Regions from separate parts of the Homo sapiens genome. Here all the other regions are linked to region 2. A link is a loop called in an ENCODE intact Hi-C map of the cell type or tissue named here. Cell type or tissue: A673. All regions are shown on one strand.

Region 1 (8,000 bases), 67 kb before region 2:
GAGTCAATACTCTTATATTCTCAAATTATTGAGCCCTTTTAGAAATTCAGATATATATTTGTAAAACTCTGGAGCTAATAGATCTGTATATACAAACTATAATTATAAAATAGAGCTGCAATCCTCTAATTGAACTGCTAAATTTTCTTAACTCCTAATGTGTGAGGACCTGACAAAGAACAGTATGTAAAACTTCAGTACTCTGATTATCAGCATATTATAAGGTACTTAGGCCATTCATCAAAGCACTTCAAATCGATTATCATCCCTCCATCTCTCCTGAGTGCTCTTTTCCTATTTTCTCCTTGAGCTGAGCATTGTTGAAGGAGTATTTTGAACCATGAAGATTTGACCCACTACACATTTATGCTATTATTATCAGGATTCTGAGTGTTATTAGTCATCCCCTTATGCATCCTTTTTAAAATTCTCCAAGCCCCCAAATGCTGTTGAAGACTACCTGCCACCTGGAGCCTCCCACGCCACACCTCTTCACCCTACACTGGCTCCTTCAGTGATGGGACATTCTGAGCTTCAACTTGTACCTTTACTTCCCATTTTAATAATTCAGTGTCTATGTTCTGCCTTCCTTCTTTCCATTGACAGAAAAGATGACCTACTGCTTCTGATTCAAGTTAATTTATCCTTCTTGACTGCTGAAGCAACTTGTTACTATACTTAAATTTCCCCTTTTCAGCAATTCAGTCTGTTTGTCTTTGCCACATTCTTCTGCCTCAGTTTACACACTGCTGTAGGTTTTGTTGCAGACAGAATAATGGCTTCCGTAAGATGTCCACATCTTAATCCCACAACCTGTTAGTGTTACCTTGCACAGCAGAAGGGACTTTATAGATGGGATTAAATTAAGAACCTTGAGATGAGAAGTTTATCCTGGATCAAACAGGCAGTCCAGGTGTGCCCAACATAATCACAGGGGTCCTTAAAAGTGACAGAAGGAGATGGAAGAGGAGGCCCAGAGAAAAAGATGTGACAACACAAGCAAGGTCAGAGCAATACCACGTTAAAGAGACTTGACTTGCCTTTGCTAGCTCTGAAGATAAAGGAAGGGGGCCACAAGTGAGGAAATGCCAATGGCCTCTAGAACTGGAAAAGGCAAGGAAATTGATCCTTCCCAGAGCCTATAGAAAGGAATACAGCCTTGCCTACACTTTAATTTTAGCCCACTGGAATCCGTGTTAGACTTCTGACCTACAGACCTATTTTAAGTCACCAAGTTTGTGGTAATTTGTTATGACAGCAATAGAAAACATACAGTCTTTATCTGAGATTACTATTTTATTATTTTAAGGCTACTATTTTATTTCTCTGATTCATTTTGTATTTCAGAGTATCAAATTTGTAGGCTATATCTACTACTTCTATTAATTTTTAATTTATTTTCTCCCTTCTTAATGTGAACTTTTTATTTTCACACTCAATAAAAATCATTCTCTTATAAGCCTTTAAGGACAGTTTTCTTACCAATCTGATGGAAGCTTCTTCCTTTGACATCTTCAGAATTTTTTATTCTGTTGACTTCCCCTTCTGTGTAGAAATTACTTCCATCCTTGGTTTCTCTGATCTTTCATAGGTTCCTCATTTTTCCCTTGCCTACTGAGGCTCACCCCATTTAGATTATTCAGGACACGTGTGGCCACCTTTGGCTGTTGCCTCAACAAAAGCCAACATACTCTGAGAAACATCGAGACTAGCAGCTTCTTGTTTTTCTTCTTATTATTATTATTTATTATTATTTATTTGTTTATTTATTTATTTATTTATTTGAGATGGAGTCTCGCTCTGTCACCCAGGCTGGAGTGCAATGGCGCGATCTCGGCTCACTGCAACCTCCGCCTCCTGGGTTCACGCCATTCTTCCGCCTCAGCCTCCCGAGTAGCTGGGATTACAGACGTCCGCCACCATGCCTGGCTAATTTTTTGTAGTTTTAGTAGAGACGGGGTTTCTCTGTGTTAGCCAGGATGGTCTCGATCTCCTGACCTCGTGATCTGCCCACCTCGGCCTCCCAAAGTGCTGGGATTATAGGCATGAGCCACCACGCCCGGCCTGTTTTTCTTTCCAAGCACTGCTTCACTCTTCAGGAGGGTGAGATATGCTCTCCATCCTCTGTCTCCATGGCTTAATACCTTTGGCTTGCTGGCAGCTGATTTTCTCAGGTGGTTCCCATTTACTTCAAGACTTCTGGCTATAGCTGTAAACTGGGAAGACTCTACAATGAGCAAGAGTCTGAGAATTTAAGCATGGTTTCCTAAGTTAGTTGTGCTTTTCTAAAAAAAAAAAAAAGAGAGAGAGAAGGAAGAAAGGAAGGAAGGAAGGTAGGAAGGAAGGAGAGAGAGAGAAAGGAAAGAAGGAAGGCAGGCAGGCAGGCAGGCAAGCAGGCAGGCAGGCAGGCAGGAAGCAAGCAAGCAAGCAAGCTGGCCAGGCATGGTGGCTCACGCCTGTAATCCTTTGGGAGCACTTTGGGAGGCTGAGGCCGGCAGATTACCTGAGGTCAGGTGTTGGAGACCAGCCCAGCCAATATGGAAAAACCCCATCTCTACTAAAAATACAAAAATTAGCAGGTGTGGTGGTGTGCACCTGTAATGTCAGCTACTCGGGAGGCCGAGGCAGGAGAATTGCTTGAACCCGGGAGGCAGAGGAGCCAAGATCACACCACTGCTCTCCATCCTGGGTGACAGAGTGAGACTCTGTATGTCTGTAAATAAATAAATAAATAAATAAAATAAAATAGCTGAATCAGCTAGATTATATATAAGAAGGAACTCTTACTGATTTAAATTAATCTTTGTCTTAACTATACTACTGAAGGTTGTAAAAAGCAGGCAAATTTCAAATGTTAAGAGTTCTGAATAATCCACAAACTAGATAACAATTCCTTGAATCTTTGCATTAATCAAATAGTCTTACTGGATTTTGTTGATAAGCATATAGTCAATAAAAACAATGTTTCTAAAGATTATAAAGCAATTGGAAGCATGCTAATGCCCTAATGCCAAGTGAAACAACAATATTGAAACTGTATGATTGCTATTTAAATAAGCCTAAAGTTACAAAAAGTTCTTAAAATAAATTGTCAGGTTCAGGGTTAGGTTCCAGGCCAAGCTGAGGGCTGAGGGGAATGGGTGGACGTGGGGCAGGGAGCTGGAAGAACACTTGAGAGACAGTGTTCTTTAAATGAGACATGGCTTTATTCAGCAGCCCCTCACAGGGTCAGTGTTACATTTATAACCTACACAAAAAATAGCGACTGAGAGCCAGGTGGGGAGCTTCTCTATGTTGTGTCTACGTGGCTATGATTACATAAGACACAGGACTGTGCGCCTTGCATCCCAATCCCGCTGAATCATCAAGGCTGTTTACCCTGGCCCATGCCTGCTGCCCAGTGCCTACTTGGCTTCAGCACAGCCATGTTCCTTACACCCTGCCCCCAGGCCGAGCGGATCCTCTTGGTGGGGACCCATGCACATACAGCAGCACCCTGGACCCATAGGCCATAGCAACAATACAGAGAACAACAACCCACCACTAATACCCCTGCTATGCTACCTAAGATTATAAGAGCCCAACATAGGCCAGAGCCCAGAGATGCCCACCATCTCTGCGGGGGGTCATCAGTAAGGTGTTCAATCACCTTAATCTCCTGTGACACCCCCTTGTAAAGCTGTCATTATATTCCCGTGGTTGTCAGGGGTAATAAACGTACAGCACTGTGTCCCTACAAGGGCACAGTTACCACCTTGGGCAGCTATGACTGTCTAAGGCCATCAGTTTTGCAGCGCCACCTTCCTGATCTGGTCAGCTTCATCAGTGAACAAAAGGAGAGCAACTCAGGTGTAATTCAGGGCCCAAGCTGCGTGCTCTGCAAAGGCTACAACCTGCTTTTCCACAGTGATGACACCTGCTCCAGGGATAGTTATAGCTAAGGGATAAAACCACCAGGGGGCAAGCTGCACCGCAAAAAACAGGAACACAGTGGCTCCCAGTTATGCGGGTGGCCAGGAAATGTGGGAAGCACAGTGGCAGCCACATAGGGCCACCTCCAGGTACAACGTCCAGTCCAATTGGCTGGCAGAGATGGCCATTCTGTGTCCCCACAGACCCATAAACTCCCAAGGGGCACAAAATCCGTGGGGCCCCAGCCTTGGCAAGTCTGCTTGTTCCACCACACCCTTGTTGTGGTGACATGTGTTTTGTTTGCACAAACCTCAGCAGGCAACCATCTTACAGTGACTTTACCACAGTGCTGCTCTATACATTATGGTACCTGCAATGGGGGCACTACATGTTCTCCCATTAGCCAAGCTCATCCATCATGGACACTACAAGTCAGCCAGGGGGCAGGCTTGCCATGGGTTCTGCGACAACCCCTGTTCAAAGCTCACCGTGTTGCATCCTACCTGTTGTCTGCAGGACCCCAAGTCTCTAGCCATGTCCACTTCTGCATAGAAGCTGGATGCACGTGCCAGAACAAGCTGTCCCCAGCTGCTGCTGGAAGAGTTGTGCAGATCCAACAGTTGGAGACATTGGTCACCTCGGCGTAGGTGTAGGCCCCGTCCATGATGCTGTTGGAGCATGCCAACCTGCAGCTGGAATGACAAAGCAGGCACAGGTACTAACAAGGGCAAATCACGTCCCTCAGGCAAAATACAGGCTAACTTTTCATCCCTGGATAACAATGCAGCTGCCAACGGCTTTTTCCCTGGGCGATGATACCACACATTCTCAGCTCCCTATGGTTCTTTTGAGTCTTGTATCCATTACAAAGTCACAGGAGAGCTTGTAATAATAGGCCACACAGACAGTACATATGTCCCCCAGAGGAGGGTTCCTTCCTTGGCCATTCCTCTATGAAAGGTCAATCATGGAGGCCACGCATTAAATACCCAAGGAGTAACATGTAAGTCATACAGCAGGCCCTCCCCTCAGGAGGCTAAAATAGCCAACCATCGGCAATGAGGGGTTTGGAGGGTCCATGGCCAACACCAGGTTTTCTGTTCCTGTGCCTTCAGAGGCTTTGGGGCAGGCAACAATAGATTACTGTTTGTCCCCATACATGATTGGAGGAGCTCATCCTTGGTGTGTATCTGCAGCTGGATGAGGGTGGAGGCCTAGTGTAACAAAGCCTCCACCAGGGCTGGGCCACCTTTCCATGGCTACTCATTCAAAATTTGAAGCACCAGATCCAACCCAGAACTCCATCCCTGCCAAGATGGGGGAGTAAAAAGCAACTGTGACCCATTCTTCAAGAATCCGTTATATCGCTCGATCATGCCAGCGGCTTGTGGGTTATAAAGAACATGAAATCCCCATCATATGTCCATCTGCTGTGCCCACTGTTGTACCTGCTGTCCAATGAAATGTGTTCCCCCATCACTTTCAACAGCCAAGGGATGGCCACATAAGGCAAGTAAGTGTTGTAGGGCTCGAACGCTGTGTTGCTGGTTGACCACCCTGCAAAGGTAGGTGAACAACAAGCCAGTGGCTGTGTCTGCAGCCGTCAGTGCATATGTGTAGCCCTGCGATTTTGGCAGCGGCTCAATGTAATCTATTTGCCATCTGGTAACACAGCAAATGGTAACCATCATTTGCTGTGCTGTGTTACACTGGGCAGTTGTCTCTGTCTGGGGTATGCCTGAGCACATGCTGGGCACTTCCGGCAGGCCTCCAAAATGTCCTGTGAAGGCAAAGACAGACCCCAGGGCCTATTGACCTGCCTGTTGCATCAGCTTACTCCCTGCATGTCTCAGTTTCCTGTGTAGCCACAAAGCTACATCTTTTGTAGGTGCCGATATCAGAACTTGGCTAAGCTATCTGCCTCATCATTACCGGGGGTGGCCAAAGGCACATGACCTGACACATGATAGACTGTTACATCTTTCTGGTGAACTATTTCCCAGAGGTCATGCCACATGGTTTGGCCTACATGCCAATCCTGTAATTTCCAAGTAGTCAGCCACAAAGTTAAACCTCGATAGGCTGCCCAGCTATAGGTGTAAATTACCATAGGTGAGTCCTCCTTAGTAATCACCATCCACACCGCTCTAAGTTTAGCCCATTGGCTGCTTTGTCTGCACCCAGTAAGTGCTAGGCTGGACTGCTACAACAGTCCAGGCAACAGTAACACCCTGGTTGGACCCATCTGTATACCATGCCCTATCAGGAATTGGAAGGTACCCTTCTTTAAATGGTGATGGCTTCAGGCCCCATGGCCTTATCTTGCATTAGAACTACAGGCCCTAAAACTTCTTGTAATTCTGCTGCTAAGGGGCTTGTACTCAGCATACTCCATTGTTCTAAGTAGGCACCCCACTTCACTAACGTGGATGTCTGTGCTGTCCCAGTCAGGGGGGTTGTTACCCATGAATGCACCCATCCTGCTATTGGGTAAGTTGTCCGCACTATGACTGTAGCCTGTCCTGTCATACTCTCACAGGCCTGAAGAGCAGCAAATACAGCAGCTAATTGCCTCCCTATCAGTGAATACTGGAGCTCAGCTCCCAGTAGGACCAAAAGCCTGCTGGCATACTCAAGTGTTCTGTGCAATGCTATAGGCCCTAACTAAAACTATGTGTGGTCACATGCACGTCCAGTTTAAATGAGCACCCCTGGTCAACTATCCATAGGGCTTGTGTCCACTGCATAGCCTGCTTGGCTACCAGAAAGGCTCTTTCAGCCTTCTTATCCCAATCCCAGGCAAGAGGGGCATTGTCACTTCTAAACCTGTAAGAGAATCAGAGGTTAACATAAAATCAACGTAATGAAACAGGTGGACCCCTTTTGGACATTCCCAGGCACCTAATTCCATGGCAACAAGACCATGACAAATGGTGGGGCTATGCATATAGCCCTGCAGCAACACTGTGAAAGTCCATTGTCGTCCTTCCCATGTGAAGGCGAACTGTTCATCACTCTCTGGAGCAATGTTTATGGAGAAAAATGCATTAGCTAAGTCCACTACGAAGTGGTACTGTCCCAATTCCACTGTCAAACAGTCCATAAATCCGTGATGGAGGGTACAGCCACATGCAGAGGGGTGTCACTTTATTCAGTTCCCGATAATCCACTGTCATTCGCCAAGTTCCGTCAGGCTTTCTGACTGGCCCTATGGGGGAACTGGAGGGGCTATGGGTGCCATGCACTATTTGCACCTCTTCTCACTTCTGAATAGTCTCAGTTATCTCTGTATGCCCCACTGGCAAATGGTATTGATGACTGGAAGTAACCGGTCAGGGTTGTGACAGAACTTGGGGCTGGTGATGTGTATGTCCACGCAGTACCAGCTTTACTACATGAACCCGGAGTCTGAATTCTCCAGCCATGGTGTGCAAGTCCAGACCATACAAAATGTCCACCCCCAGAATATATTCAGGTTCAGGAGAAACATACACCGTATACAGGTGGGGAGCCAAGCGGCCAATACCAAGATGCAGAGACACAGGTTTCACTTTCACCAACTGGCCCCCAAAACCATCAATGAATGCAGCTTTGCCCAGAAATTTTTCCATGTTGCTATAAGCAAAACTGCTATTTTGCCCCGTCTTGGAACTTCTGTTCCAAGGACAAATGGAATTGCTGCGTTCTCTGGAACTGCTGCTCCAGGGACAATTGCCTCTGCAGAGTCAACCAGTATCTACCAGTGCTAGGACCTGCTGTACATTGGTGGGGGACCAGTTGCCAGTTCCACATAAGGCCTCCAGTCATCCACCCCCCAGCCCCCAACCTGAGCCAGGCACCTCAGCCAGTTCCCTAATCAAACAGGAAGGTCTCTTTGCCCATTTGCAAATAGTCCTTGAGCTGCAACATCTGGGCAGGGCTGGGTTGAGCCGCAGTATTTTGCCCCCTCTTGAACATTCTCTGGAATTGCTGCTCCAGGGACAGTTGCCTCCACAGAGCCAGCAGCATTCCACTGGGTTGCCTGTCAGTTTTCTCCTGAGCAATCCCAGCTGCAATTAAATCAATCCACATCTGCATGCGGGTCACCC
Region 2 (8,000 bases):
ACATATGTTGAGTTCTAAGCCACCATTTTGAGTTACTTTTCATCAAAGCTTCTTCTGTGTCACACGTGCTGCCCACATTAATAAACTATTTTGTATTTTTTTTTTATTAATCTGTCTTTTGCTACAGGGGTCTGTTACACCTAAGAGCTCATGGTCATTAAGGAAAAAACTGTTTTCCTCCCCTACAGACCTATAAACAATATTCTGTGCACCCAGTTTCACCTCATGATGGAACTCAGAACCCAGTGTCCCTTAGGAGTGTTGGCGCCACTGCACTCCAGCCTGGGCGACAGAGTGAGACTCTGTCTCAAAAAAAAAAAAAAAAAAAGATGATGTGTATGTATTCCACATTAGTCTTCATTAAGAGCTACATTCTGATATAAGCTATATAAAATAAAAATTTTTGAATGCTTTTCCCTAGGAACTCAACCGTTACATATAACTTCACTTTTCTATGGAGAAATAAATTCTGAGATGCAAACAACAGATTTACAAAGGACCTTTTCAGACAAAGCTTTTCCTTAATCAGAAGTTAAGTGTTGTATTGTACTTCTTAACTCTTTTGTTTGTAACTCACTTTCCTTGTCAGTAATAGAGAAATGACAATCCAACTTGTCTCCTGGGAAGAGGAGAAGTGAATGGGATAATTAAGATCTAAAACTCTAAAACCTGCTCTTATTTTTTTCTGAGTGCTCAAGGCCATGAATGTGTGAGTAAAATCTTAGGGAGCAGAAATCATATCTTTTGGGTTGCTATCATACAGTGAGAAGCCACTTTAAAAAAATATTAAAAAGTCACTGGTCACTGAAGCTTAGACTTTGAATTTTAGACCTGGCTTTTTTCCTCACGAGTTCTGAGAGGTGGAGAAAGTCCCTCAACCTCTCCAGTCCACAAGACCAGGATCAAAATAATGGAAGTTTGGACAATGTGGTCTCCAAAATCCACCTTGGTTCTTACAATCTCTTCTTTCGTGACCAGAAAACACTCATTAAAAAACAAAACAAAAAAAAAAAGATATTAAAGAAATTCTTCTTTTGCCAACCTCAAAAAGCAAATTTCTGTGACATATCAGACTGTTTAAACCCAATTGTCCTTGGGAAAAGTATTTCCATATTATAGGGAGATCACTAAAAAATCCACCTTTAAAAGTTTCAGAATTTTTGAAAAACCAAAATGCCATTTCAGATATCCACCATTACATGATTATATGATGAAAACAGGGGTAGATATTAATAACAAAGTAACTTTTTGTTGATATTATCTACTTTTTAAAAGTTAATATTAAGGAGAGGCACACAGAAAATAAATTAAAAAATTTGCAAAAGACTAGCTGTATTTTAAAAAACCAAATAAATAGAGAAACAATTATTAGAAAATTAAGCCTAATGAAAAAAAGAAAGACACTGAAATAAACTTTTGAAAAAGGCCTAAGAGAAGGTTCATATTTTTGAGGGATGACTATTTGAATTTGAAATGTAGTTATTTTCCTGCTATCTGCACAAGTGTTTCATTTTCAGTGAGGGCAAGGAAAATTAAAAATATCCAGGCAGTATGTATGTCATAAATGTAACTACTGTTTATTTTAAATTATTTCATTCCCTGTTCAGCTATTTTTTTAACAGCTGTTGCCATTGCTACATGTTTATTCCAATCAATCAACCCCTTGCTCCAACATTTGCAACAAATTCCAGAAACCAAAAATGCAATGTATCTATCAACTCATGTTGGCAGCAATCAAGAGAAAATCAAATAAAAAGCATTTTATGTTAAGAAGTAAAAGTTCCATCTACATTTACATTTATATTTAGCTGTATTGAGTTGGCAAACTCAAGTCTGGGGATGAAATAGGAGCAAAGTTTTCTGAAGAATTTGGCCTGAGAGACAATTGAAACCCCTGTGGTTTCAGAAGTGCATAAAAACTGCAGCCCCATCATGCTTTGCCTATAAAGAAAATTGCCCATCAGCATTTTAGTTGAATTTTGAAAGGAAGGCTTATGCCAGCCTCCTTGTGGGAACTTCTTGTCACCCTGTGTAGCTAAGCAATGTACAGTATTTGATGCTTGATTGTGTCTCTGGATCCCAGAAGATTTTTAATAGTCTTAGGTAATCACCTTCCAAATTTAGATAGATAGATGATAGATAGATACATAGATAGATAGATTAGATAGATAGATAGATAGACAGAGAGATAACAGACACATAGACAGATTGATAATAGATAAAAAAGAGTCTCAATAGAAGCAAATGAGAATATAGATTATCTGATAGTCCACTAAATACATAGAATGTCAAAATGATTATTATTCTTCACTCAAAACATTATACCAAATATTTTTCAACACTTGGAGAAGGGAGTAGACAAATATCTATTTATTTATGTAAATTCTGTTTTCTGTTTTGATATTATGCTTAGTATAAAATGAGGTACAGGAGTGGGGAAGATTTTGTCTTGGATGTAAGACCCTGAGTCTGTACTTCCCTTGGAAACTCGTATGTAGGCAGAGCTTGCTGTCTCCAATTACTCTCCACACTGATTCTCTTGGCTCTGTGGAGTAGCTCTCATTAACTTATAGAATATAGATATAAGAATTCTTTGTTCACAGAAGAAAGGATATGTCTTTTTCCCTAGCGATTAATGCTAAAGTAGTAAAATCCATAGTTCTAATCTGTAATTGTTATAAACTCATAAATATAATCTCCAAGAGAGTGGGGACATTGTCCATCTGCCATTCTGCCCACCATATCTACAACACATCTGGCACTGAATAATCTTCCAGTAACTGATGTTGAATAAGTGTATGGAGAAAGTGTATGATTAGGAGATAGGTTGACATTTTCTTCTACCAAGTAAAGTTTATAAATAGTTGTTTGCAAGTGGAAAACATGTGTCTATCTATGCATTCATGACATACGTGAGTGAAAAGTGAGAAATGAGATCGTGTATGAATTAATAGGAGACCTTCATTAAATGTTAGTTTCCCCATTCCAGAGGGACAGGAAAACAACATTACACTGCCCCTAATTTTAAAATCCCTAAGTTCATATATAGCTTTCATTAAGACAAATCATCAAATGTACTATAAATCATATGAAGCTTGGGGCAATATCCATTTTTCTGTTTTGCTTTTGTTTTGTTTCCCCAGCCTTTAGCACAGTGCCTAGAATATAGAAGACAAATATTTGTGAAATAAATAAAATATGTATAAATGAATGAACAAATGAATTACAAATGCATGAATGAATCATTCCAAATTATACATTAATCAATGGAAAATATTATTGAAATGTAATTTGTGTTTATTTGTCTCCTTCAAGGAAAACTATTTGCTTATGAATTACCAGTGCAGGATAAAGTAAATAATTTACAGAAAATTACAAAGTAGAATTTAACATATGAAATTCCTTTTTAAAAATGTTCCAAGGCAAGAAGAACCAGGGAGCTGACATGTTCCTAGATCCAGGAGCCACCCAGTGGATTGACGATTCTTATCATAATAAGACTTCCTTGAACCATCCCCCACCCAACCCTTTTCCAGAAAGAGTTGAAGACAAATCTACAGTGAATAGGAGGCTGAGGCCACCACAGTGAGTTCCAAGAGTATGCACCACAGTGCCCCCTCTTATTCAATCCCAATCATTGCTAAGCAACTAACTGGTTGTCAGTGGTGGCAGAGATAAAAAGCCCATTCTGCTTCGAGAAGAATCCCTTGGCAGAAGTTACTGTTCCCAAGCTCAAAAAATAAATCAGGAAATCTATATCTAACATATTAGAGAAGTATTAAACTTGATTTTTTTCTGCTAAATGAGAGAAGAAAGATGAGGGAAATACCCAACTAAAAAATATATAATAATGCAGTTTTAGGTTGACAATGAAGAACAATGAAGAGGTGCAAACAGAATCCAAACCTAGCTTATAATCTGCTTTGAAATGTTTAAATACAAGAGGTTATATTCCTGGAAAAAAAGCTAAAGTGTGAATTCTGGAACAAGGGTACCAGTCAATATCGATAGCAAGGTCTTCTGCACAACTGCAGTGGCTGGGGCGGGCAGAAGGGAAAGGGAACAGCGAGGGAAGGGTAGGACTGCCTTCGCCGTATGGATGCCATGCCCTTGGTGAGAGCAAGATTTGAATTCATTTAACCCGTTTGCTTCACAGTATTCTCCATTCCTCTACTTTTTCGGAGTAAGAATTTAAGAGATCCTCTTTTTAATAAAATAGATTTTTACAAAATGTAAAGTTCTTCTCTCACTTACCAACTTTAAAAATCTCTAAGGAGGACTTTAGAAACTGAAGATCAATTCCTGATACCTCCATGTGAATAGCTTTGTAACTCAATGTGGTTTTTCGTTTTCTTGTTTTTTTTTTTTCCTGAAAACAAAATTCATGTCTTGAAAAGGAACACCAAAATTCCAACTCCACAACCTTTGGGAAGTCCCCCATGAGCTGCTTGTTCACGGATTAGCACCTAGCTGCAGCTGAGAGAGATTCTCACATGCAGGAGAATCAGACTTGTGTCCTGGACTTAGCAAAGCATGATCACACTCTTTGTCCTTATCTACCCAGCCACAGCTTCCAGTGCAAGTGTCCTTGTGCCCTGGTGCCTGATATCCAGCTCCGGCAGCCTAGAAAATCAGTTAGGCTTTTCAGTCACAGCACCCTCTGTGACAAACGTGTGGAGCACCGCACGACTTCTTCAACCAGCTGGTTTTTCTGGCATTCGAATAAAAGTAAAAATAGAAAACAAAGAGGGAGAAGAAAAGTGACAAGCTGAAACCTGCGAAGAGAAAGAGGACAAGGTACAGAAAATTGGCTCCAGGACGCCAGGGAGGGGGCGGGGTATGATGGGCTGCTACTGCCATCTAGTGGCTGCATGACACTCGGTGAAAACTAATAAATCAGGCTCCAAGGGGCTTTGATTTATTTTTTCAGTTCCAGGCGAAAAGAAAATGTCTTCATAAATGAGCTGGGACAGTGGTGAGGAGATTTTTTTTTTTTTTTTGGCCCTAGTCAATGACTTCCACTTCGTTTGGTAAACTGGGGAAAGATAGAGGAAACCTTACCAGAGCTGCCTTAACAAGTGTGTCCCTCTGCTTTTCTATTTGAGACTTCAGCAGACACCTTCTTCAAACGACGGTTTCCCCTCACGCCTAGGTTGCCGATTAGGACAGAAATAATCATGATAAAATAAGTATTCCTCCAGTTAAATTTGAATTTCAGATAAACAACTAATAGATATTTTAGTATAAGTATGTCCCATACCATATTTAGAGCATATCTACACTAAAAAACATTTATTATGTATCTGAAATTCAAATTTGTGGCCATTTGTATTTTATATGATAACCCTACCTCATCCCCCAGTAAAGATAATATTTAGCTAAAAATTTTGATAGTAAGTTTATTTTAGGACTGACCTGAAATATGGCTGTCCATGAGAAAAATATATTGCTTGCATCATTTCTGCTCACGACTATTATTACAGATGTTGGTATGAATAAACATCTTAAAAGGGATAATTCATAATAAAGGTAATATCTTAGACATTGAATTAAGTCCATTTTAATCTTTCATACTGAATTCCCGTTTGTTCTATGACATATATATCCGAGTTGGAAGCTTGTGGGAGGCAGATAGGTTTGAAGATCTAGTCACTAAAATGTACTTCAAATTAATAACCACTTATTGATTAGAAACCTGTATAAATGTGTTAACAGGACCTGAATGTTATTGGCTCAGAGCTTACGTTTAGGGGCACAAACTATTATGAAATGTGTATAAAAAGGACTCCTGTCTCAGAAAGACTCTCTCTTCTCGCCAGGGAAACAAGAGTCTAAAAAAAGACCCAAGCGTCTTAGCAGCTTTATTTTTCACCTTTAATACACTTGACAATTTGACAGATTGAATTTTGCTTTTTAGATTTTGACTTTTAATGAGAACATTCCTTTTATTTCACTTGGCTGAAGGACAAGATTTAAACACCCACTGAACAAGGATAGCTTATTAACTGCCACAAAGGTGCTGTGGCTTGAATGATCATGTGTATTTAGGACAACCTATTCAATTGATGGATGAGGCTAAATCTTCCAGAATTTACTGCAAACATGTCTTAGATGTGGTACAATCATGGCCATTTTTCATGACTTGTGTGAGTCATTAATTATAATGGAAGAGCTCCCTAAAAGGGAAAATGATAATCTCATTTGGTGTTGAAATAGCCATAAACCCAAAGAGTACTTCTAAGTAAATGATCATGTAAGACCTGCAATAGAAACGTGAGCCATCCTTCCCTCAATCCTCACAATTCCACATAACCACACAATAGTAATACCCCTTCTTTGCTTGTTAACACTAGACAACCAACTTTCTGTGACTTAATTGTATTTTTCAAAGTAAGCTAAAATCTAACCTGCCTTGTCAAAATAAAAGAGCTGACTGATAGTAAGCAAATTGCTTTGAAATTCCTGGAGTAAACCATCCTCATTGGGATGTAACTTCTGCCAATTATTAAAGGATGCCTCGGCCCCAAACAGAGCACACCTAGATGTTACGCACCTTAGAAACTGAGAATATAATACATTATGCACTTAATGGTATTCTGATACAGATATACACTACTTAACGTAATAGGTATATTCCTAAATAGTGCATCAATTCAGATCATCTTTTTCTATTGAATTATAATATAATTTAGGAGGTGTATTGTTCTTATTTCTATTCCTCCATCAATTGCTAGTGATTGCTAGTACATAAGCTTATACTTAACTTCTTTATTGCTGATCAAGTCGCTACTAAAAATAGAGAATATAAAATACTACTGGAGAAAAATTCTTTTTGTATTAATCCTTTATGCTATAAGAATTAAATCCCTTTAAACCTCAATTTGTATATTTGGGATTTTTCTTATATACCTATATATTTCATCAGCTAAACTATTTTCAGGCTATGGAAGCTATATTAGTCTTATTTAGCCAACAGAACCATTTTATAGGTAGCGAAATCTGCAAAATGGAAAATCTATAAGACCTACCCTATTAATCTCACAGAATTTGTATAAGGGTCAAATGAGAGAGCATGGATTATAGGAAATAATACGTTGTTGGGAAACAGCTTTTTATGTCTCTCTTATGTGTGTATTCATGTTTTGTGAGCAGAGTTGATGACAGCTCTTATTCCAGACTGTCTTTTCAAAAAATGTATTTTCAAGACATTTTTTCAATAAATGATAGAAAGAGTGTCACCCTCCTGGGCAAAGGGCAGATTTGTTTGCCGACCAACATAATACAAATAAGAAAACACAGCGAGAGCTCCCTCTGGGCAAAGGTTGGTCAGGTTTGCTTGTAACCCTTTTACAGATTAGGATTTCTCAGCTGTGACACAAACACATTGCAAACACAGCATCCACCTGGGACTGTCTCCTGGTGATTCCCCATGAGATCTATGGGGAGAGGGGAACCAATGCAAACATAAATCTTATGCTGCCTGTTGTGCCATAAATAACCAAGTATCTGACTCAGGAGTCTCATTTATTCTTATGGTATTCATGAATCTATAGCAAGCTCACTCTTCAGCTTATAAGCAGGGTAAGATCTCAAACTCTCAGAGTTCCTGACATGAACTTTTAAAAATTATTTGTGGTCCTTGCAATTCTGAGATAGTACTATTACACTGTAAAACTACCTTACATGTTGATAACGTATATGACTGTGGGTGCATTTTAATCTGTGTAGATCATGGGTAAGGGAAGATAGGTGAGTCAACATCTCCTGAAGATAATTTTCCTAATACAGACAATATTGTAGCATCTTTAAGTTGAGCTAGTACCTTGCTTCCCCAGTGCTACGATTTCTTTAGCATTCATAAAACTGTTGGAGAGAGAGTACAATATGGCGGTTCAAAATGTGGACTGAAGAGTCAGGTTGTGCTGTATTCCCAGTTCTACCACTTACTAGCTATGCGATCTTGAACGCATTACTTAAACTTTTTGGGAGTTAATAAAATA
Region 3 (8,000 bases), 820 kb before region 2:
TAGAGTAACATAACATGTAGAATCTTTTTTTTTTTTCAGTTTGGGCAGTGATCCTGTAATTTTTCTAGAGAAGTGACATTTAAGTTGAATGCTAAAAGATGAATAAAAATAACCATGTGGACAGTGGGAGGAAAAGCATACCAGAAAGATAAAACAGCATGTGGGAAAGCCTGAAAAGGAAAGGAGTTGGTACATTGTAGAAAGGTTTAAAATACCAGTGTGGTTATGGCATAGTGAGTAAGTGGAGGAGCTGCATTTGATGCCTATGGAGAACAATGCTGAACAAAAATCTGGGGAAAGCATGCAGATTAGCCTTCTCAATTCTAGAGTTAGACAGAAATTCTGTGTTTTAAATCTGACAGTACTTGTCTTTAGTTATATGACCCAGGGGCAAATGGTTTATTTATTTTTCTTGTGCCTATTTTCCTCATTTATAAAACAATAATATTATTTCCTATACAATATTAAGTAGCAGATTATTATGAAATATAAATTGTTCACTATGTACAGGAGATTTAGAATGGTTCCTGGCTTAAGATAAAAGCACAATATATATTAGTTAATTGTTGTTAGTTTTTTGCTTTAGTTCACTTTAAGGAATTTACTTTTCATTTTCAAAAGCATGTGCTGTCATCTGTAAGTTTAAAGTTGGAAAGTGACATTATATCATTGACATTTTGAAACATAACTTAGGCTGATCATAAAAATTGGATTGAAAGAAGGAATAGTGAAATCTGAAAGGCTATTTGGGAAACCAATGCAGTAATGGAGAGGAGAAATGATAGCGAATTAGCTAAGGCTAATAATCCAAGGGTTAGTGTAGTGAATGGGTACCAGTGGAGGAAAGTAAATTCATTTTAGATACATTTTGGTGACAATGAGTACTGAACTTGGTGAAGTATTAGTGAGAGGGAATAAAGAGAAGTGAATGCAAAAAAATCATTCCCAGGTACCTGGTTACTGGAAGCATGTTTATATAGATGAAAAAGAAGGCGGCAACTCAAGTTACATTTTCCACAAAATCATCTCTTTGAAATATGAACACCATAAAACTTATTCTCTTCTCTATGTTTGTTTTCAGTTGTAACCTATTCTCTTCTGTTTGTTTCTAAATGTGAGCTGACCTATTTTTCTACTACTTTTAATAACTTTAATTATCTATATTATTAGTATATGGTGTTCTTTCTAATTAGTGAATGATTGCTGTTATCTTTTCTCTTTTATTTGAAATATATTCATGACAAAAATAAGGAAAATGGTATGTACTTGAAAAAACAGGCATATAAAACTTTAACATATAGGTGTAACAATTGTTTTAGGCAATGAATTTTGTTTCCTGTAGCACTTCATACCTCACCTCAAACCAAGATGATCAGAAGCCTAGAAAAAGACAAACAGGAATGGATATAGAGGAAGACTGTGAAACACTTCCGGATACTGGATGCTGTCTTTTAGGAACCTAACTCTATTACCAGAAACTTCCCTCACAGAACTATAGGCTGTCTGTAGGTTTGGAAGAACATTAAAACAGTTGGATTCAATCAGGAAACAGAAACCACACAATAATCTGTATAGGCAAAGTTTAATATAAAAATTATTACTTCTAACAAAATATTTGATTAATGAGGGACTGGCTAGCATATTACTTAGGGTTCTTGAGAGAAAGAGAACCAATAGGACATATATAGAGAAAGACCGATTTATTTTAAGGGAATGGCTCATCAGATTCTGGAAGCTGGGAAATCCAAAATCAGTAAAGCAAACTAGCAGTCTGGAGATTCAGATAGGAGTAACTATTGCAGCCTTCAGTGTGAAGGTAGAAAACTAAGGCAGAATTTCTTTTGGAAACCTCAGGCTTTTCCTTTCAATACCTTCTACTAATTGGAAGTGGCCTACCAAAATCGTAGAAGTCTGCTTTACTTAAGGTCAACTAATTGCAACTGTTAGTTACATCTAAAGAATACTTCCATATCAACATCTAGAGTAGTGTTTGACTAAACAACTAGTCACCATAGTCTACCCAAGTTGGCACATAAAATTATCATGGTGAAGAAAGTATAGTAAAGAGAACTCTAAGAAATACAAGAATAGTAACTATAAGGAGAAGTCAGTACCACTTGAACTATGATAAAACAACTAAAAAAGAGAAATCCCTACACCAGGGTTGAGATTCAGACCTTGTTGAAGAATGAATTCCTCACTGGATGGCAGAGAAGTAGCTGTGTTATTGCACTCGTGAATCTTACAAGAAATCTGCCCTCTATGTTGCCACAGAAATCCATGTCACGTTGGACGCACTCCACTATGGAACTTCAAGACAGGGGAGCCAGGGAAGCTACTAGTCGTTGGATGTAGCTGACTGCCCTGGACTACAGGAGCTGGACACTGAAGGAGCCACCTGTGCTGCAGAAGCCTGATGCTGGAAAAAGTGCTCTCACAATGTTAGAGCCAGGTGCTGGAGAAAACTTGAACCCTGCTTGCATTAGCTGATAGAGAAGCTGCTCGTGCTGGAGAGCCAGCACTAGAAAACTTTCCACACTCTGTAGGATAAACTCCGAAGAAGACTTCTGTGTGCAGGAGTCTGCCAGGAACGCATAGGAACCAGGAATGGAGGCCTCGTCCTCCTGTATTGTCTCTGAGTTATGTTTTAAAATGTCAATGACATAATGTCACTTTCCAACTTTAAATTGAAAAAGGTTTCAATTTTTCCAGCTGACAAAAAAAATTAAAAAAGGATTTAAAGAGTCCGAGCCCTCTTTGCAATGATAAATGAATTAGGAGCTGAGATGAAATAAATGAAAATCCGTCACAATTGTGTGTGGTGTCTTGTGGAGTCTATTTCATACAAGAAGATCTAAAGCTGGAGGAGCAAATTTGATAAAGGGCTGCAGTAAAATTGGATAAGCAAACATGTGCCTTCTAGTTCTGCCCTCACATCCATATAATGTATAATGAAGCTGTCTATGGGAGAGGTGTCAAAGAACATCAAAAATGAGGATGTCATTAAAAGTGGATCTGTATTCAAAAATATTGCTGCAGGCAGGTACGAAGAGCCAAAAATCATTAAGCTAGAAGAACTAATTGTCTTTCAAAAGTAGATCATCTGACAGAGTTAGAAAATGCATGGTAAAAGTTGCACTAGTACTCACTCCTTAATTCTAGGTCATGGTCTTGAACTTCTTACCACAGGACCAAAGGAAACTGCTTTAAATTTACTGTAGCTACAGAGGAATCCTATTAGTGGGGGATCATTCTCAACAAGTCTAGCAAATTGGGCAGTCCCACAGGAATAAGTACAGGAATAGAACATATTTTGAAATTTACTTTTTGCATAGCCTAACATTTTACAGCAGGTGGGGTCGTGGGACTTCAGCATTTTATGCTGAAGACAACAAAGGAATACAATCCAAAACAATGGAAAGCTCCAGTCCCTATATCAACATAATTTCACTGGAAAATCTTATAGACAATGTTGGCTTTCTTTTCCTCTGACAGCTCTGCTAGTATAAAGATATTGGTTATATTCAGCTAGCACAGAAAACATGCATATAATTGAATTTTTGTAGAATATTTTAAAATTTTATGAAACCCAAGCAATGGATTTCTATAATTCCTCTCTCTAAGAGAATTGAGTAAATTAAGCATTTCCTATGGTTCGTCTTGGTATTTGCATAACTTGTCACATCAGGTATTTAAAGTTCCTGCCACCTGAGGATTAACTGCACAATTACCAGTGACATTAATCTATTATTTAGAGAAACACTAGAAAATCTTTTACTACAACCATACTTCTATGCTCCTGCACGATACAGTGGTTTATCCTTTTGCAAAACTAAATGTGAATTCAGCATTACTTGCCTTATGGAATTAAGAAACTTTACTAAACTTTACTAAAGTCTTCTATATTTTAGTTTAAGTGTTTGCTTTATGGATGAGAAATGCTGGTATTTTAAATAATATTTGGCAGGCTTTTCTTTAAGTGGAACGTAGATTTTCTTTTTTTCTCTCTTTCTCTATGCTCTCTCTAGATATTTTTTATTCGTCAAAACACTCTAGTTGTAATAGATCTGAAATTATGCTCATTGAGGTAACACAGGGTGGATGGAGTGGGAGATGGATCTTGGCATCACTCAGCAGCATACAGCATAGAGTGCAGATGGGACAATATAATACAGAGGAGCAGTCTTAAAAGCCAGCACTCAATGATCTATTTTTCTTTTGCCCAGATTTTGGTTACAAAATGAGTTTACATTCATGTGATTGTTTTTAGTTCTAATATTCTATGTTTTTAGTGATTAAATGTTGTTATTCTAGTGTAAAGATGGAGAAACAGCAGCACTAAGAAATTAGTAACTTCCAATAAATGGTACTGCTTTTTGATACTTAGTGTATGGGATAATATAAGAATTAAAATAACAAAGATTTTGACCCAAATAAAGGTGGAATATAGGAGATCAGAAAGTAACATCTTGAGCATTTTGATGAAGAAAGCTTTCTGCATTATCAGTATTATTAATATTAAACCCACAACTGCTACTGTCCATAAACCTGGAAAGTCTTCTTTCTAGTCTTTGAACATATAGTAATAGTATTCTCCTACTTTCTCTTGAAACAGCAATTGCTCTGCTGTATATATGACAATTTTCCAGTAACAAATAATATGCATTAATTGAGTAAAGGAATCTGGACTCATTCAATTCAAGAGAAAAGAATTTATTGAGACTTTGCAGAGAGACTCCTTGGCTCTAGATATTTTAAGTCTCCTCTGCTGCGCAGCCAAGTATCACTGCCATTATCTCCAAGACAATACACCCTCCCTCCCTTCCTCCCTCCCTCCCTCCCTTCCTTCCTTCCTTCCTCGTTTCCTTCCTTCCTTCCTTCCTTCCTTCCTTCCTTCCTTCCTTCCTTCCTCGTTTCTTTCCTTCCTTCCTTCCTTCCTTCCTTTCTGCCTCCTTCCCTTCCTCCCTCCATTCTTTCCTTCATTTTCTATCTTTTTTATCTTTCTTTTTGTTTATTTTAATCAAGCCCTTTCTTAAAGCTCTATTTCTAAGCTTCTGATTGATGAAGAGCCAGAACTTTTAAAAAATTATTCTGCCAGTTTTATAAAAGCTAAGATGAAAACACCTTCAATTATTTTTATTCCAGTATCTGAAACCCTAGTAGAATTTGATGCCCACACTCTGAAATTTCTGCTTTACATTCTTTATATATCCCACACAAATATTATGATTTCACCCATATAATATAACTCAAAGGATATGGTTAACACAAAATATGCATTGTTCATAAGCCACAAAGCCCAGAAATTTCAATAAATTAAGTGTTCTCTTAGTCACTATATTTACAATGCTTACCTCCAAGTTTCCCAGTGGTTTCTTAGCAAAATATTAATTCTCTGAACTGCTTTTTGAAAAAAAGTTTCTGTAGATAAATAATTTTGAAGAAAAACCCTGCCATATCCTCCTCTGGAGATTTGTAATACATATTAATGTTTCTGACAAATACTAATACAAAGATGTTTCCTCGCAAACATATTTGACTATAGAATTATTTTATTGTTAATGTATATAAATAATTCACAGATAACTTCTTAAAATCTATTATCTTATTTGATTCTTATCAAATATGGCTAATATTGCAACCCTTTTACAGATGGAGAGTGGAATTAATAGATATCTCATAAGTCTTTTCAAGATGAATTTTAAAAAGTGGAAAGAGGTAGAATTTGAATCTTGATATGTGTAGTTTTTATCTCATAAAATTTCCCCAAAGTGAACAGAAGCTACGATGATTACATGAAACTCAAATGTAAGTAATTTCTTATTTTTCTATGAGCAGGTTTTGTGAATAACTCTGGCTCTGAATATTCATTGGTTCCTCCTCTCTATGCCAGGCTCACACCTCTCCCTCACTGCATTTCCAGCGAAGAAGCTTTGCTAATCTAATTAGTGAAAGCCTATCACATTCTTTGAGCTGAGTTTAATAGTAGGATATGATATTATTTGTTAAAAGAAAGGAGCAAACACTTCACCCTTTCTCACTAGTGTATTCTGGTTCTAGCTTCTAAGGCAGGCTTTGGTTTCTCGGGACAGTTCATTCAGGCATCCTTATCCATTCAGCTAGTTAAGTACAAAGCTCAGGGTCTACTCTATAGTCCTTGTCATCTCAAATTGAGGGAGAAGCCTTTATGTCATGAGCTCTGGCCAAACTATGGAGAAAAGCCCTGTACTGAGGGACAGTGAGGTATTTGTATGTACAGGTGTTAATAGAGTATTACCTATTTTATTTATTTTATTTGGTTACCTTTTATTTTATTACCTTTTGGCAGTTGCTTATTGTTGGAATGGTCACATTTAAGAAGGGCTAGTAGGATTTGAGGACCAGAAGCACATTTTAAAATCATATTGGTAAACAAGATCAACCTGAGCACATCCTTGCACTAGGCAATGTGATTCAGGATATGACAGAACTGGGAACTATAGTCATCATTATTAATAATGAATAGCTACTATCTGCTTACAATGTATGAGCCAACATGCTAGAAAATGTAAGCAAGTTATATCCATTTAATTCAGAGACTCTCAGCTCTCTGCCTATCAGGAGAGCTTTTATAATATGCTGGTATCCAGATAGCTTGAGTTGGGGAATGATTCACTTACATCGAAAATTATATTTAAAATAAATAAATTCACTTACAAGTAACTATGGTAAACTTACAAATAACTATGGTCATCTTTTGACTTACAAATCCTGAACATAGCTCCCATGCCTCATGGCTGAAGAAAATTAGTTACATTTATTGAAGGATTTACCCCAAATTGCTTTATATATCTTTAGTAAAAGTTAAATATGTATTTTCTATGGGTAACTATTACTGAGGTACTTAGATATTTTGATGATTACTGACCCGGGTCATACTTGAAACACTGCTAAAGATCTAGATTATATTTTTCCTGTTATAAAGCTCCTGAGCTTTCCAGTCTCTTATCAGCAACTTTTAAGTACTGAGATTTTACAATAAAAAGAAAAGTTGACATGGTTTTATTCACTCTGTTACTTACAAAATGCCAAGAGGGTTTCAAAGTCATTATAATTATTATTGTGAAGTGAAATAGGAATAGGCAATAAAATAAGATTTTATTGCTGCAGAAAAAAAAATTCAGCCTTCTGTAAACATCAGAAAAGTCCTACTATTCTTGCAACAAAAATTAAAAATAAAGTTACTGCCTCTGAAAAATATAACAGTAAACATATTACAGTATTCAGACCCCACATTTAAATAATATACTTTAGTATACAAGCCTCAAAGTAACAAGTACTTTACTTTTATGTAAATTGTTTCCTTCAAAGATATAAAGGTACTTTATATATGTTATTTGTATAGTCTCCTCATGTCGCATCTGAATTAACATAAAACATCACTCAGTTAAATATGTGTCATCTGTGTATTTAAATACAGATTCATGAATTAGAAACACAGGAAATTAATTTTTAAACTTCATTTATCAAACTGAAGGCTAGCAAATCAAAAATAATTATATGAATACAAGTGTATATCTAGGCTTCCAGATATTAGTTACATTAAACTCATTGCTAATCAAAAGCTGAATTTTAAAATATTAATCCCAAGAAGTAAAAATACACTTTAAATAACTTTTAGCGGATCAATTTATGAATATGGCTAGTTTAAAATATAAATTTACATATATCTATAGAACGAATTCAACTATTTCATTTTATAAAAATGTAAACATTTTTGGCTCAGCAATATATACTTTAAGTAAGCTTTTTAACTTTGAATATCAGTATTACATAAGTAAAGCATTGTCCTTGCATAACCATCATATTGACAAATGTATTAAGAAGCTGAGAATCATTTACTTTCCCTGGGCTGAGTCTCCATATTTGTCGAGTTATAGATTTTACTTAATTTCTGAGGTATAGATCAGTGCTAACAATGATGATCACAATTATAATATTTACACAGATAATTAACAGTT

The links. Hi-C counts contacts between places; a loop is a spot of excess contacts. Peaks named below come from ENCODE experiments on the same cell type or tissue, not always from the same donor. Only the 100,000 strongest peaks of a DNase experiment are listed, where the experiment ranks them.
Region 1: it touches region 2 in a loop (6-fold over the local background); 25 of 110 quality-filtered maps call a loop at or near these places.
Region 3: it touches region 2 in a loop (9-fold over the local background); 3 of 110 quality-filtered maps call a loop at or near these places.

Annotation. Positions count from the first base shown.
Region 1 is chr3:102,737,296-102,745,295 of GRCh38, reverse strand. No RefSeq gene overlaps it. Among named protein-coding and RNA genes, the nearest start is that of ZPLD1, 310 kb to the right of the region's middle. In A673, a CTCF peak has its summit at 3,964 (motif pointing right); a DNase peak (open chromatin) is centred at 3,975.
Region 2 is chr3:102,670,551-102,678,550 of GRCh38, reverse strand. It overlaps LOC105374016 (a long non-coding RNA gene), which reads left to right. Exons shown (of 14, transcript XR_001740824.2): 5 at 3,423-3,585; 6 at 4,565-4,797. Among named protein-coding and RNA genes, the nearest start is that of ZPLD1, 240 kb to the right of the region's middle. In A673, CTCF peaks have their summits at 3,533 and 4,865 (motif pointing left); DNase peaks (open chromatin) are centred at 3,530 and 4,820; H3K4me3 peaks cover 547 bases; H3K27ac peaks cover 1,065 bases.
Region 3 is chr3:103,491,509-103,499,508 of GRCh38, reverse strand. No RefSeq gene overlaps it. Among named protein-coding and RNA genes, the nearest start is that of MIR548AB, 29 kb to the left of the region's middle. In A673, no CTCF peak of the experiment used is centred here; DNase peaks (open chromatin) are centred at 208, 3,308, 4,768, 5,948 and 2 weaker places; H3K27ac peaks cover 7,900 bases.